Linked DNA regions of Homo sapiens: region 1 is linked to region 2. The links are chromatin loops, found by intact Hi-C in ENCODE. Cell type or tissue: psoas muscle. All regions are shown on one strand. Links, peaks and the distances in the headings refer to the core of each region. The heading gives the core; the rest is flanking DNA.

Region 1 (8,341 bases), core at 300-8,299, 63 kb before region 2:
AATAGAACTTTCTGAAAAAATTGAAATACTCTGTGCCGCCCAGTGGAGTAATCACTAGCCACATGCAACTACTAAGCCCTTGAAATGTGGCTGGTGCAACTGAGAAACTGAATTATTTTATTTTAATAAATTTAAATGTAAAATCTTCACATGACTAGCAGCTGCTGTATTAAACAGCACAGCTCTATAATGTGCAGATAATGCTAACATTGGGGGTGACCAAGGATCACCTCTTACTGAAGGATAATCTTCCCCTTAACAGATAGAAGGGATATTTAACAGATATTTAACGTATTTTAATATTTTGGGGGGGGGGTGCAGGTTCAAGTATGGTTGAAAGAGAAACAGACAAATGTGCTAACAGGCAGCCTTTCATGAAACAAAATAAGTGACAGTGACCATCATTTCACATGCTGGTCACTGGAAGGAGACGGATGATCTATCTGCAGAGACAGGCAGTTATACTTGCAGCGATAGAGAAAATAAGCTTGTGCTTAGAGAAGTCTGTTTCTAAATGAAAGGCTTGGCTATTTTTATCTGTTCAAGCCTAGACATATTACTGAATATTAATAAGCTCTGCGGTCTGAAATGAAGTGGTTAAAGGTGGGAGGGAGAGACATATTTTTCTTCCTTTTAATAAGAGACAAGCAAACCTGAAACTTTAAGTCTTTATCTATGCACACCAGAAAAATATTTCAGTCCTTAAAGCTTCAAGAGTTGGCTCAACAGAGAGCAAGGTGGGTTTTTTTCTGGTATCACTTATTCCCATAATCCTCTGACTTGCACATTGTAGTATCTAAGGATTTTTCTAATGAAAGCACAACTGATTTTTCTTATTCATTTTTCATTTCCACACTACAAGGATATCCAAGCTGCTCAGTGTAACAATATTCCACCTAAGCCAAGGATGCTGGGGAGATTTGGTGACCAGGGCCCAGATAATGTAATAATAAAAGAGAAATTTATAAAGAAATCACTTTCACCAGATCCTTTCCACCAGCCCACTGGGACATGATCAAACAGAGGACGAACAGAAGCCAACACACATGAAGCTCTAAGGGCATCATAATTTTCTTCCCTTAATTATAAGAAATTATTCTGAACATACAAGACACAGCATATGGTAATATAAAGGTAACAGCATATGAGTTTTTAACCAGTTTTGATATGGTGACATCACTACCTGTTTTCTGTTTCTCTTTGCTTCTTTGCAAGGGAAGGAGTAATTAAACCCATTCTAGGAGGGAGGGAACTTTCTCTGCTCCCACTTGGTTCCCATCACTCCCCACACCCAGGAGGGAAGGTAAATATTTCTTTTTTTTTTTTTTTTTTTTTTTTTTTTTTTTGAGACGGAGTCCCGCTGTTTAGCCCAGGCCGGATTGCAGTGGCGCAATCTCGGCTCACTGCAAGCTCCGCCTCCCAGGTTCACGCCATTCTCCTGCCTCAGCCTCCCGAGTAGCTGGGACTACAGGCGCCCGCCACCGCGCCCGGCTAATTTTTTGTATTTTTAGTAGAGACGGGGTTTCACCGTGTTAGCCAAGATGGTCTCGATCTCCTGACCTTGTGATCCGCCCGCCTCGGCCTCCCAAAGTGCTGGGATTACAGGCGTGAGCCACCGCGCCCAGCCGGGAAGGTAAATATTTCTTATTCCCTTCTAGGAAGTGTATGATGACTAAGCATCCTTAGAAGTTAGCTTTTAGTTGTTAGTGATTTGAGCTCTGGATTTCAGTTATGGAGGATAATTGCACCAGAGAAAATAAAATAGTACAGGGCTTTGAGCCTGAAGGATAAAGGGTCCAGAGCTGGCACTCTGGAAAGTACTAAAAGTTGGGGATAATGAGCAAAAGGAAAGGGGAGTTACTAGATGGGGAGAATTATCTGGGAAAACAGGTTGGGGCAGAGAAAGTGGGTAAAGGGGCATTGAACAGGAAATATAGGGTGAACAATTGGAAAATAGTCTTGAACATGAGAATCATAGTTTTCTCAACTTACCACTCAGTGTTCTTGTAAGTGAGAATCATCTTAAAATCTGTGCGCAAGACCTCAGGGGGACTATTTCTCCATCTGTATCATGACTTCACTAAATTGACTGCCTGATGGGCACAGCAACCATTCTTGCCATAGAATGTTATGCTCTTTGTGGTGGCACTCTATGAGCCACCTTGCCACTACATTCCAAAACACCTTAAGCCTGAGGGGCTCCCTGGAATCTTCCACGGGTCATAGGGAAGAGGCTCTCCAACTGTATGTGGAAAGATTGGGTGGCAGAAGTTTACATGTAGGCTGGGATAGAGACCTTTAAATGGAAAGCTCTGTAACGTTAAGTATAGTCAACCACTGATTGCTTCTCTAGTATCTATTCCCTTTTCCATCTTTTCCAAACAGATCCCAAATATTTTTAGGTGTCCACTACCCCTTTTCTTTGTAGTCCTTGTTACTTAGGGGAAGCTGACCCTATTCCCAGTTTGGGGGTGGCTTCTTATCGATCCAAGCATGGTTATCCCATCCCCATTGTCAGTGATTGGTCCAGGATCCAGGCTTAAGCCAATTATCTCATGGTATTCCCTCTTGTTTCAGCTACTGGTCCAGGGCTGGGGAGTGTGAACTACCTGGGGCACTGGCCCAGTTAGATAAAAGGAAATGACTTTTATTTCAAGATTGGAAGAGATGCGATTGCTCTATCCTGCTGGACATAAAAAAAAAAAGCATATCTCCTTGATTCCTAATGGCAGCTATCTTATAATCCCATATAACTCCAATAACCTTATAACATATTATAATCCCCTAAAATTGAGGAGGCAACCTTAAGATGTTCAAAAGCTGTGAGACAGAGAGAAATGGAAAATATCACAATGTCTGAAGACTTTGTTGAGTCACGAACTCAGCCATTTTTGCAGCCCACCCTACCTACGGATTTATTCATTTCCTTGCTTAAATTAATTTTCTTGCAGTTTTCTACTACTTGTAGCTGAAAACTGGCTTAAAATGTTCATTACAAACACCCAGGAAGCTGGTAGGGAAAATTACTTTTCTATTAAAATAAAACCCAGAACTTTCAATGACTATCCAGAAATGAAAATCCAGTGTAGAAGTAGGGAGCTTATTAAACAGCTCCAATTTTATCCCTCCAAATCTCACACTTCTACATGGGGTTCTCCGAAGTTAGACACTGTAGCCACCACCATATTTGGACCCAGAGGAGTGTAAATTACCTTTTAAAGTCTGCTATAGATACAATCAAGCTGTAACTTCCAAGACGGCTTTGTTACATGCCAAGAGAGAACAACAGGGACACAAGCAAATAATATACCAGTGGATCAAATTTGTCTGACTTTCGAAGTACCACATAATTGTTCCATAGCTAGCTGGGGCCTGGGTTTACAGACCTTGTCCTAATATCTGAGATGTTTACCAAAAGTTGACCCAGCTTCACATGGGATCCTACTCAGGTTTCTAATTTCCTCCTAATTGACCTCAACATAGACAGCACCATTTTAAAATTTGTCCCTCCAGAGTTCCCTCTTAAAACTTTGACAAATTTTAATGTAAGATTTCCACTTGAGTTCTAGTCAAGAGAGCCTATGTGTTTGTCAGAGTCTGACTCAAGAACCATCCACAGTAGGATCTCCAGGGATTATCACTTAAAATGCAGATTCCTGAGCCCCAGGCTAACGATTGTGATTCAGTAAGGCTTGAGTGGCACCCAGGAATCTACATTTTAGCCAGTTTGTTCAATGATTGTTCCCAAGATAAAAATTTAAAGCTCTGTTTTAAGAATAGCTTTAAATTCTCCAAAACTAGCAGTAAAGGTAGCCTGTATATCATGCTATCATGAAACAAACACACAAATACAGTTCTCCACAAATGTACATATAGTAGCTATTTTGGACTTTTAAATCTGGCTTACAGCTGCAGTTGTATAAGCCATTTTCTATATCCTCTTTTTTTTTCTTAACCAATCCAAATATATGCTTTTTTTTTTAACCAGAAGAATGATTACAACATGACAAAATGTTTGTTCTCTCTTGCATTTAAAGAATTATTGTGAAAGTCCATATATACATTTCTTTGTAAAATGGGAATTTCACAAGAAGTATATGGAACGATATATCTAAGGCTGATCATAGAGTTTTGATGGAAATAATTTTATTTACAATAAATTTTAAAGAGTGCTAAACACATATTGGAAACAGAATGCTAACACATTAGAATGCAAGGGTGACCAAAAAGAAAAAGAAAAAGTAGTTCAAGAAGTGACCAGTCTGCATGCCAAGCTCATGCCTCCCCATAACATAATAAGAAGGGCCCTGCTATGGCAACATATCTCCTCAGCCATCTAGTCGCCCATCCACCCACCCATTGTTTTCTTTTTCCACATCACATTTTTTTAATTTATTATGTTTCAGGTTGCTATAACCTTACATCTTTATGTGGAAGCACATGATTTAAGTAGCACATAAATCTACTGTGAACAGTTTATTTGAATGCATGTAATTGTTACTTAGGTGGAATGCCTCTGCTGTAATGACACCCAGGTCAGATAAGTTTCACTTGGTTCTCCCAGAAGCAGTTGTCAAGACAAAGATTTAAGTACTAGCAATTTATTTGATGTCATAGCCAAGGAATCAAGGGTCAGGGAGAGGTGAAGTGAAATAGAGAAAAGAAAAAAGAATAACGGGGTGTGATAATGAGCCATTTACTTCTGTGGCAACTGGGACTTATCCCACAGGGGACCTCTAGGACACTACACATAACACATCTCAGAGTTTTCCCAACCAAGGTGTAAGGAACTGGGGTATTTATCCACCAACTGCCTTTCATCATTGGTTGAGGGATGCTCCAGGGACATCTGTAGGAGATTGGTCAGAGTGGTGGGAGAAGCAACAGGGAAAGGCTCTGACTATTCAGAAGGCTCTGCATAGCTTTGGGGGAGAAGAGCTGAAGGCAGCTGTTCTCTGCCCTTGAGTCAGAGGGCAAGGAGTAGGTACAAGGAAGTGTAGGGGAATTTATCTTAAACAGGCCTGTTTACTTATGTTGACCAGGAACCCACCTTTGATCATCCATGCATGTGACACAGAGGAACAATAATGTTAATTACCCACAGATTGTGTTTGCTCCAGGCTTTGGCATTATGTCAGTACTGAATAAAAGCAAGTAGCTCCAGCTGTTAGAGACTGCTCACTCTTTGGCAACTAGTGCCGGGCAGTCCCCTAGCTGCTTTTACACTGCATACCTGTGTCTGAGTACTCCTTTCTTTCTTTTTTTTTTTTTCTTTTTTTGAGACAGAGTCTCACATTGTCGCCAGGCTGGAATGCAGTGGTGCGATCTCGGCTCACTGCAACCTCCACCTCCCGGGTTCAAGCAATTCTCCTGCCTCAGCCTCCTGACTAGCTGGGGTTACAGGTGCGTGCCACCACGTCCAGCTAATTTTTGTATTTTTAATAGAGACAGGGTTTCACAAAGTTGGCCAGGACGGTCTCAATCTCTTGACCTTGTGATCCGCCCACCTTGGCCTCCCAAAGTGCTGGGATTGCAGGCGTGAGCCACCGGTGCCCAGCCCTGAGTACTCCTTTTACCCATTGCTTGGCCAGGATCTGTGGGACAGATCTGGCAGACATCATCTTTCCAAGAACTTCCATTGCCCTTCTTGTATGGTGTTGAGTGTCCTGGGTCTCAGGAGCTTGGAGTAGAAAGCCACCAGCATGTAAGGAACTAGTGAGTGCTGAGAGGATATGGGTTGGGCACCAACAGTGTCTGCTGCAGTCCAGCCTTTGTATCACTCAGATTCCTTTGGGTCCCATGTTAAATGGACACAATCCTGACACTGATTTTTCAGGAGATGATTGGTCAGAATTTCAAAAGAGGGGAAAAAAAGAAGAAAGACAACAGAAAGTTTAATAGGGTAAGATACAATCTAGACAGCTGCAGTTGATCCCAAAGTCACCCCTGATAATTGCTATCTCCCTCTTCTACCCCTTGTTTAGCAGTCCTGCTAGTCTAGGTTGTTTGCTTCGTGTGATAACATACACTTTCATTCCTGGGGGATCTGAGTCCCTGATTACTATGCTCTTGTTAAACTATGACTGCTTGAATTACCTGGTCATAAGGATCACAGTGCATGAACTCAATAAAAAGTGCCCCAATGAATTTACTGAGTTCTAGACATCTTTCCTGCTGGCATTTCGTATGAGCAATCCTATTTCTTTTCTTTTCTTTTTTTTCTTTTTTTTTTTTTTTTTTTTTTCGAGACAGAGTCTTGCTCTGTCACCAGGCTGGAGTGCAGTAGTGTGATCTCAGCTCACTGCAACCTCCACCTCCTGGGTTCAGGTGATGCTCCTGCCTCAGCCTCCTGAGTAACTGGGACTACAGGCACATGCCACCATGCCTGGCTAATTTTTGTATTTTTAGTAGAGATGGAGTTTCACCGTGTTGGCCAGGATGGTCTTGATCTCTTGACCTCATGGTCTGCCTGCCTTGGCCTCCCAAATTGCTGGGATTACAGGCGTGAACCACGGCACCTGGCTAAGCAATCTGATTTATTTACAGTAATCAGGACCAATGACCACTCCCACTATAGTAATTCTCGTCTTTACTGTTGATCTATTAGTATGTGGAATCCAAAATGATTAGGAGGAAGTTATATCTTTAGGTAAGAAGATCTCAAAGAGAGGTCTGAAGAGCCCTGAGAGTTCCCAGTGACAGAGGTCCACTATTTTCAACTGCGTATCTGCAAGAGACCAAATTTTCTTCATGTACTTAAACAAAAACAACATATCACAGCAGAGTGAATACTGAAGCCGATATGAGAATCTATGTCCTATTAAACCAGATATTTAAAGGTTTTGTGAAAATATAAAACAATGGCATTCTCTCATTAAACCTTTTTGGTTTGGAAATAATTTATTTTTCATTAAAATGTGTTATTTATAATAACGTAATGGGTTTACTATGGTTATTTTAAAATAACCATATTTATTTACATTTTAAATACTAAAATTTATTTACATTTTAAAATACTAAAGAAAATTTTTAGTTTTAATTATGAATAGGGTATTTAGTGGTAGAGAAAAACCCACACAAATAAAACTCATTGGTCTGCAAAGAGTGTAAAAGATCCCTGAGAGCAAAGTATGTGAGACCTCTGCTTTAGTTTTAATGGCACACTGACAGTATTCCCTAATAATTGTGACTCTTCCCTGTGTTAAAAGAAAACTTCGGACAAATTAAATTGTACGGAGTTTAATTGAGCAAGAAAACAAAATGATGCACTAATCAGGCAGCCTCCAGAATCACAGCAGATTCAGAGAGACTCCAGGGATGCCTCGTGGTCAGAACAAATTTACAGACAAAAAAAAACGGAAAGTGACGTACAGAAATTGGAAGTGAGGTACAAAACGGCTGGATTGGTTATAGGTTGGTGTTTGCCTTACTTGAACACAGTTTGAACACTCACAGCAGTGTATGAGTGGTTGACGTACTGCTGCTGGGATTGGCCAAGACTTAACTAACTTAGTCCTAAGTTAGGTTTCAATCATGTTTGCCTATTAAGTTGTGTTCCGGTTGGTCCACAGGGACTCAAATGTAGAACTACGGAGTCCTTCTCAGGCCATATTTAGTTCACTTTAACACCTGTGAACTAGTACCTCCACTGCAGCAGAGCCTAAAAGTGCTAGAATGGAAGTACAAATGTCCTGAGAGGGTCACTGGGAGTGACAGTGAGAGGAATCACTCCTTCTGCCACTGGTTTCTTGACCTACGTGTTATAACTTTTGAGTCACCAAACCATGTAATGGCTATAGATTTGAAGTTTAGGCTGGGAACGGTGGCTCATGCCTATAATCCCGGCACTTTGGGAGGCCGAGGCGGGCAGATCACTTGAGTTCAGGAGCTCGAGACCAGCCTGGCCAACATGACAAAAACCCGTTTCCACTATAAATACAAAAATTAGCCAGGCGCAGTAGCTCACGCCTGTAATCCCAGCTACTTGAAAGGCTGAGGCAGGAGAATCCCTTAAACCCAGGAGGCAGATATTGCGGTGAGCCGAGATTGCGCCACTGCACTCCAGCCTGGCAAGAGAGCGAGACTCTGTCTTTAAAAAAAAAAAAAAAAGTTTATATCTCTCCAACTCTGCAGGGTATAATTCCCAAATGGGCATGTTAATTGTACTTCCAAAAATGATATTATGAAAATTTTCTAAAATGCGCAAAATATAATGAACCTCTCTGTATTTAGCATCCATATTCAACAGTTGTTAAAATTATGTAACATGGTTTATCTTTATTCTTTGTTTAATTTTTTTCTTTTGCTCTGCCTATGTCATTTTAAAATTCTTTTACATTTT
Region 2 (8,341 bases), core at 255-8,254:
TTATTTCCCATTTTTTTTGGCTATTACAAGTCATGTTGTAATATTTACCTCCTCGTGCACACAAATAGTAGTACTTTGAGTAGACACTGAAAAGTGGAATTACTAGGTCATATTGGCAAACTGCTCTCTGAAATGGATGTGTTAACTTGCACTCCCATCAGAAACTGCATGTTCCCTACACCTCTTTTAATAGTTAATACTATCAAAATTATTAATTTTACCAATGTGATATATGAAAAAATGATATCTCAGCTATTTTTAATTAGCACTTCTCTTATTACTCTTTAGTTTGAATATCACTTCATACGTTTATTAAACATTCATTTTTCCTATCTTGTAAAATGACATTTTATTTCCTTTGCCCATGTGTTTATGGGATTTTCTGTCTTTTTCTTTGGATTTGTTGGCATTCACGTATTCAATTTGTCTTACATATGTTGCAAATATTGTATCTAATTCTTTGTCATATAGAACTTTATTTATTCATGTGCTGAATGTATCCATGTATCCCTTTAGTGGTCATATATTTCTCAGTTCTTGAGTTTTTAAATTCAAATTCAGTGTATGTTTGTTAAGTATTCCCTATATATAAGACATCGTGCTAGGCAGTTTGAAAGACAGCAAAGTAAATGAGATATGTTGTCTGCCCTCATGAATCTCACAACTTAGTGGTGGAGACACATGAAAACAAATACCTGTAAAGCCTAGGGCCTTGATCATCCAGAAAATACCATAAAAAGAATTGCTATGGTAGAGCAATGCCTAAGTCAGAACCAGGCACCGAGGAATTTTTCACAGATGCAGTAGCTCTGAAGAGAAAACAGCCTTTTGTAAGATACGGGTGAGGGTAAAGACCTTCATCTTAGAAGAAACAGCACAAGCCAAGGCAGAATATGCAGTAAGGAAAGGATAGAGAGAAATTTCTAAGAAAGCTGGACAGTGGGTGTGTGGTTAGGAATAAAAGGAGTGTGGCAGAGAATAGACTGAAAAGGTAGGATGCAACTATTTAATCTTTTACCCATTAATAAGAAATACTGATAAATTCCACACTTCCTAGTCTTTTTGAAAAGTAGTCATTAAAGAAAAGAACAATTAACTGTGAGAAGTTAAGCACAAAGCTGGAGTGATTGGGTGAACACAGATAGCCTTGCTCTAGTGTTCGATGGCAGCTGAAGATGGATTGTCACACAGCCTGTGTGTATGTGTGTGCACTACCGGTGGATCTGCTGGTTTCGACCTGGCCAGAGCCCTTGCCCAAGAACAGCTGCAATTTGCAAGTCTTCTTAAATCTGTTTTACCATCCTGCAGAGGTAAGAGTTGGATAATTTATGCCCTATGACTTCACAGTCCTCTGGGGAGGCTGCCAAGGAAAGCATGTTTTGGATAGAAATCTTAAAAAAAAGCAAAAAAAAAAAAAAAAAAAAAAAAAGTAAAAACCTAAGCCCAGTTTGGCATAGGGCTAAGGTTTCACATCCAACTCCTCCCTAGGATCTGCCATTTAATCATCCTCCAGGATGCAAGGGCTGCCATGGGTTACTGGGGATAGCGATTAGGCACCCTTGGGCTGCATCAGCAAACACCCTCTCCTGATAGGCAGTTGGAAAGTAATGGGATTTGGGTTTTAGTTGTGAGAGAATGATGGAAAATGTTACAAACAGCTGACCTCCTTTGCCCCTACTGAAATAGCAGCCTTCCTCTGCACATTTATATGTTGCTTTGGGGAGAGTGACAAAAGACAGATGCTTCTTGCTGGAATGCCAGTTGCTTAATCATTCTTTCTGGTCCCAAGACATTTACTGTAGCTTCTTGGAGCTGACATCTTGGGCCACTCCTTGGTTTTCAATGTCTTGTAAATTGTGTTGCAATTTTCCATTACATGGAATATGGGAAAGTTTGTGGGAGAGTTTTTTTGAAGGTGTTATGTCGCAGATGGTGTCCTCAGCAAAAAGCCTTAAAGTTGGGAGTGCAGGAATTGCAAATAAACTGTAAGCTCTGCAGTGAGACACACACACAAAAGACCTGGTCTGGCTCCTGTCTCCCACACGGCTTCACTCAGGTCCGCGGAAGTGTTTATGTCCATTCCAAGGCTCGGCAGTAACATCTGAGATTAATCTTCTCAACAGCATGACCTGACCACGCAGTGCCCACGACAGAGGAGACCTGCTTCCTCTCCAGGTTCTGTGGCCTCACAGCACCCAGGAAGCAGCATGGTAGATAAAATGTCCTTCAGAAGTATAGTAAACTCTCATCTTAGCCACAGACTGCCCTCCTCAGCAGGTCTCTTGCTGTCTGTTTTCAGAAAGATAACATTAAGGAGAAACTGAAAAGTTTTGATGTAGTCAGGCATTTTTATTATGTTAAGAAACAAGAGTAAACGATTAGTCTCATAATCACATACAACCTGTTTCCCAGGAGGATGGCATGCTTAGGAACAGGCAAATCATGACAGTGATTTGGAAAGATATTCATATTGTTTTCCCTTAAAAGTCATAACATTTGGTTGAACTTCACGATTCCTCTTGTTTTAGTGTTATCTTGTTAAATTTACTTTTTCTGAATGTGAGCCTGTGAATGTTTTTTGTCACCCTCCTGTCATATTTACAAATTCTCTTGATTAGCCCCATGACCTCCTTCCCCTGTGCAGAGATGCTTATTTCTTTCCTCCCTGGTGACTATTATACTCTGAAGAGCTCCCTCCTCAACATGTGGGAGCTTCAAACTGAAGAAGTCACAACTAAAAATGTTTTATCTGTGTGTTGGCCCCCCATGTCTTAAGGAGAAGAGACATTCTAGGGAGGAACACACCAATGTGTGCATGAGGAGCATTTGGAAACAGGTAGGATGGATAATAAGACTTTGGGTTTCTATGACACTTTTCACAAGGACATTTAGAAATGTATAAAGATTATTCCCCAAGCCCTCTCTTCAACTGGGTTAAGAGCAAGAATAATTTTCATGTTTTATCAAGAAAAACCAGAATAAGGAGAATTGTCTCTACTCTGCCAGCTTTACCCAGCTCAGAAACCAAGTCCCACCCTTCTGAGATTAGAGACATCGTCTGTCAGACTCACTGCCTCTCCCCAGCCTCTCTTTGGTTCTCTACTTTGTATAAACCAATGTTCTTGGCTCCTTATTTAATCTTAAAATCAATGTTGGGTGAATCAGTCAGAATATTTGGACATTCTGTTCAGAAAACATTGTAAATTGATCAAGATTTGCTTGTCCTGCAAAACTCTCCTGGCATTCTTAATAGCAGTCTTCTGTCCTCAGATGACCTCATGAAATGTAGAGTTTGTGTGAGGAGATGATATGGACAATTTCCCCATTGCCCTGAAAGAGACACACCCTGTTACACTACTTTGCCTTCATCCATGCTGTCCTCTCTTCCCAGCATGCCTTTCTTCCCTGCCTGCGTCCACCTTCAATGTTCTTATGTGCCTTCTAAAATTAAGTTTGACTACTATCATCCCCCTCATCAAGGCTTCACACACATACTTCATTTCTCCTTCTTAACAAAGCCCCAATTTTGTTCAAGTCCCACTCACTCCTCTCCCACAAGATGTGTGTCTGAAGAAAGGTGTTGATCTTAGTCCCATCTGCATGAAAGGACTAATCAACATAAGCAAAATCTCAGTCCCTTTGCCAGGGATTGGCTAAAGAATTGTCATACAGTCTTGGCCAATCAGACAGGAGGGAAAGCTTGTGAAGGGCTCTCAGTCCTCATTAGTAAGATGGGGACCAAGAAAGAGATGGTCAGCCCTCTTCCCCTAGTTGTGCCATGTCTGACTGTGGCCTTAGGGTGGCTGCCTTCCTCTCAGCAACAAGCCAAGTAGGCCAGCTGGCTTCTTAGTAACACTCCATGTTCACTTAACTCTGAGAGTCTCAGTTTCCTCTTTTTCAAAATGAGGAAGTTGACCTCAATTATCCGTAGCTTCCTTTTAACTTTAGAATACCACACATGCCTCTAAAAGATGATGGGGGAGGAGATATGGAGGAGGATCTAGGAAGTGAAGAAGGCCACTTAATTTCATCTGTAGCTCTAACCATCTGCTGCTATTAACATGAGCAAGCAGCTATTTGCATTTTATGACTGGGTGATCTCAACTCTCTAGTTTAAGAAACAAGTACTAATCTTGGTTTAACCACTAAAATATCCTCACATTTCCCCATTCCCCGAAGTGAATCTATTAATATCCCTTTATCTTGTTTGGTAAACAAAATGTTTTTTACTAACATTAAATGAAAAGGGTAGTACAATTCAAGTTTAGGAACCAAAAAGATTTTTTTCCCCTTAATTTCAAGTTAAACCATTTTATTCTCCTTCTGTAATTGTTCCAAAACCACCCAAGAAGACCTAAAGAATTTGTAAATGGAGAAGTATGGAAAAAAATTTTTTTTAATGCAGGATTACATTGCTTAAGGTTAGTAGGTCTTAGCTTGCTTCGAAATGTTAAGAGACTTAAGTTGAAGCACCATCTAGTGGCTCTCAATTGTGTTCTGCTAAAAATTGCTCCCAGTCTCCCTGTATTTAGGACCACAGTTAATTTGTTGGGCATGTATATCATTGACCCTGGAACAGCAAGTTGAAAGTGCACAGATCTACTTATATGTGGATTTCTTCCACTTCTGCGTCCCCTGAGACAGCAAAACCAACCTCTCTACTTCCTCCTCCTCTTCAGTCTACTCAATGTGAAGACAACAAGGATGAAGACCTTTATGATGATTTACTTCCGCTTAATAAATAGTACATACATTTTCTCTTCCTAATGATTTTCTTAATATTTTCTTTTCTCTAGCTTTCTTTATTGTAAGAATACAGTAAACAATACATATAACGTACAAACTATATATAAATCACTGTTTATGTTATCAGTAAGGCTTCTGGTCAACAGTAGGCTATTAGTAGTTAACGTTTTGGGGGAGTCAAAAGTTATATGCAAGTTTTCCACTGCATGGGGAGTTAGCACCCTTAACCCCCATGTTGTTCAAAGGTCAGCTCTATATGAACACATGAGAGGGTTCAGAAAAAAAAAGTGGAGTTTTTTTTATCTTTATATAGCAGTGGGAGGATGGGGGTAGTAGCTGTAGCTTTTTACTCTTTCAATCTAATCATGGCAGTGAGAATGGGATAAAGAAATTACGTGAATTCACATAAATCTCTTCTAGAAACAATAAAGTTCATCCAGTGGAAAAAAGAATTAATACAAATTTAATACAAATAAAATTTCATAGATTTCAGTTCTCCTGTTTCTCCTACTCACATTCTCTCTAAAAGCCCATAACGGTATCTTTATCTTCCTTCTGAATCCCATAATGTAGACATGTTCTCACACATCTAGGGATTGGCTATTAGATCATTTTTATGTATCTCCAAGTTCTCAAGCCCCTTCCCACAACAAGCCCAGAGCATCCCTTGCATTTATATAACCAACAATTTTTCTTGAACTGTCATAGAGATAACATTCATATCTATGATTCCTATCTTCTGAAGTTACATCTTTTCATTACCTCTATGGGCAGAATGAAAATAGACCATAACAATTGCACATGAGTAGGAACATCTGTTTCATTGTCACTAGGGGAAGAACAAAAATTGGACATGAAAATGGATATGAGTAGAAAATAATTTGTAGCAAGATTGACACAAACCTTCAGATTAACAAACTAGGTATTTGTATCAATTAGTATTAAGTTTAGCTGCGTGTAGAGTAAAACCAAAAATAACACTGGCATGAACAAAATTTTATTCACTCTAACACAAAAGAAGTCAATGAATAGGTGGTTGAGGGTTTATAGGGAAACTTCATGGTCATCAAGCCCAGGATCCTTCTTCCATCTTTCTTTTCTTCTATCCTACTGAGTGGCTTCTATCCTTAACATCATCCATGGCCCAAGTTCACTGCTGGACCATCACTCATCTCACCAATGTTGCAGTCCAGAGACAAGGAGGAGAAGCAAAAGAAGACCCTTCCTTCTTCTTTAAAGAACTTTTCTGAAAGTATTACACAAGATTTGTATTTATATCTCATTTTCCAGAGCTTATGCAAGTGGGCATACTCAGCAAAGGAAACTGAGAAATGCCTTTTAGCTAAGTACATTCCAATAATAAATTAAATTGGAGTTATGCTATTAATCAATGTGTCAATTACCTAAGACACCAGGAATGCTGTATAACAAACAACCATAAAACCTCTGTGGCAACAATTGCTTATATGCCTGGGATCAAGTGGAGGTCAGGTCTTCTCATCTTGACTGAGCTTACTCATATGTTTAGGGGATGGCTGACTATTGCATCTTCTAGGTTGGCCTCAACAGAGAGGTAGGGATGGGACTGAGGGGACACAGCTCTGATCTACATGGTTCTCATCCTCCATCTGGATAGGCCAGGCATGTTCTCATGGAGTAACGAGTAGAACAGAACTTCTTGAGACCTGTGCTCAAAACAGATACATTAACACTTCCACCTCATTTTGTTGGCCAAAGCAAACTGCATAGGATGGATAAATATGTACTCTCTGTATGGAAAGAACTCTAAAGTCAACTGAAAAATTACATGGATAGACGGAGAGGTGAAGATTTAGAGTCATGGATATACTCATCTGCCACAAGGAGAAAGGGGAGGATGAGCATTGGACCAGTGATATGGCTTGGCTGTGTCCTCACCCAAATTTCATCTTGAATTGTAGCTCCCATAATTCCCATGTGTTATGGAAATCAATTCCATATTGTAGCTCCCATAATCAATTCCATAATCAATGGAAATCAATTCCAATTGTAGCTCCCATATGGGAGGGACCTGGTGAGCGGTAATTGAATCATGGGAGCAGGTCTTTCCCATGCTGTTCTCATGGTAGTGAATAAGTGTCATGAGTTCTGATGGTTTTATAAGCAGGAGTTCCCTTGCACACACTCTCTCTTTGCCTGTCACCATGTAAGACGTAGCTTTACTCCTCCTTGCCTTACACCATGATTATGAGGCCTCCCCAGCCATGTGGAACTGTGAGTCAATTAAACCTTTTCCTTTATAAATTACCCAGTCTTGGATATGACTTTATTAGCAGCATGAGAACAGACTAATACAACCAGGTAACAAGCAATCTCTGCCGCAGTGTAGTATTTTTTTAGTCTGTTATAAAATTGTATTAATGGACTGATTCCCATTCTATGCCCTGTCTTAAACATAAGGGAATTATAATAAAAAAGAAAGGCACACAACAGCTTACATCATATTATATATAGTATATATATAATTTACTAATTTAGTTATTTTTTACTTATGTTCAATTACAAAAAGGTAAGTGTTAATCTTAGTATTTGTTCTATTCTTTATTATGGGCAGAGACTGGGCTAGATGTTGCAGTGAACCTGATTCCTTTTCTTCCAAGGCAGCTAGACTACATTTTCCAACCTCTGTGGATGTTAATATAGCTATGCTACTAAGAACTAACCAATGGAATGTGAGCAGAAGTGATTACTACTCCAGGCCTGGCCCATAAACACCTCCCACATAACATCCTCTATTCTGTCTCCCTGTTTCCTATTCACCAGCTGAACTAGAAAATATTCTGAGAAGGGCAGAGCCATAAGATAAAGTGACAGCTTAAAGCAACACCTCTCTTCTCTGCCCTGCCTCAGCCCCACCAACTGCACTAGAGTGTGATGTGAGCAAGAATTAAATTTTTGTGGTGTGAATACACTGAGATGTAGGGCCTGTTTGTTTCAGCAATTAAATAACCATATGCATATAATATCATCCAATTTATGCATTCATTTTTTCCCTTAGGGCTTTGCTAAAAATAAAAGTAATAGGCCAAATCACCAGTTTGTTTTCATGCTGCTGATAAAGACATACCGAAAACTTGGAACAAAAAGAGGTTTAATTGGACTTACAGTTCCACATGGCTGGGGAGGCCCCAGAATCATGGGGGTAGGTGAAAGTCACTTTTTACATGGTGGCAGCAAGAGAAAATGAGGAAGAGCAAAAGCAGAAACCCTTGATAAACCTATCAGATCTTGAGATAAACCTATCACTATCATGAGAATAGCACGGGAAAGACCAGCCCTCATGATTCAATTACTTCCCTCTGGGTCCCTCCCACAACACGTGAGAATTCTGGGAGATACAATTCAAGTTGAGATTTTTGTGGGGACACAGCCAAAACATATCAACTTGCTACTTTAAATAAGAAAAGTCTTCTTTTAAATAAAAAATCACTTTTTACTATAGGATTACCATCTGTATCAAGTGAATATAGGATCTCAGTTTACAGTGGCCCTAGAAGATACAAGGATTTCACCAGTGTCTTACTCTTAGCATCATTAATCCATCCAACGGCTACAA

What was found. A loop is a pair of places that touch in the nucleus more often than their neighbours do. Peaks named below come from ENCODE experiments on the same cell type or tissue, not always from the same donor. Only the 100,000 strongest peaks of a DNase experiment are listed, where the experiment ranks them.
Region 1: a loop joins it to region 2, with 5 times the contacts of the local background. A loop is called at or near these places in 4 of 110 quality-filtered maps.

The regions. Positions count from the first base shown.
Region 1 is chr3:112,747,239-112,755,579 of GRCh38, forward strand. LINC02042 (long intergenic non-protein coding RNA 2042) reads right to left here and starts at 2,081. Exons shown (of 5, transcript NR_110017.1): 1 at 1,993-2,081. In psoas muscle, for the core only: no CTCF peak of the experiment used is centred there; no DNase peak of the experiment used is centred there.
Region 2 is chr3:112,809,984-112,818,324 of GRCh38, forward strand. It overlaps CD200R1L (CD200 receptor 1 like), which reads right to left. Exons shown (of 8, transcript NM_001199215.3): 8 at 5,728-5,992. The coding sequence ends at 5,980. It overlaps CD200R1L-AS1 (CD200R1L antisense RNA 1), which reads left to right. Exons shown (of 3, transcript NR_149027.1): 2 at 4,680-4,744. Among named protein-coding and RNA genes, the nearest start is that of CD200R1L-AS1, 12 kb to the left of the region's middle. In psoas muscle, for the core only: a CTCF peak has its summit at 4,479 (motif pointing left); no DNase peak of the experiment used is centred there; H3K27ac peaks cover 502 bases.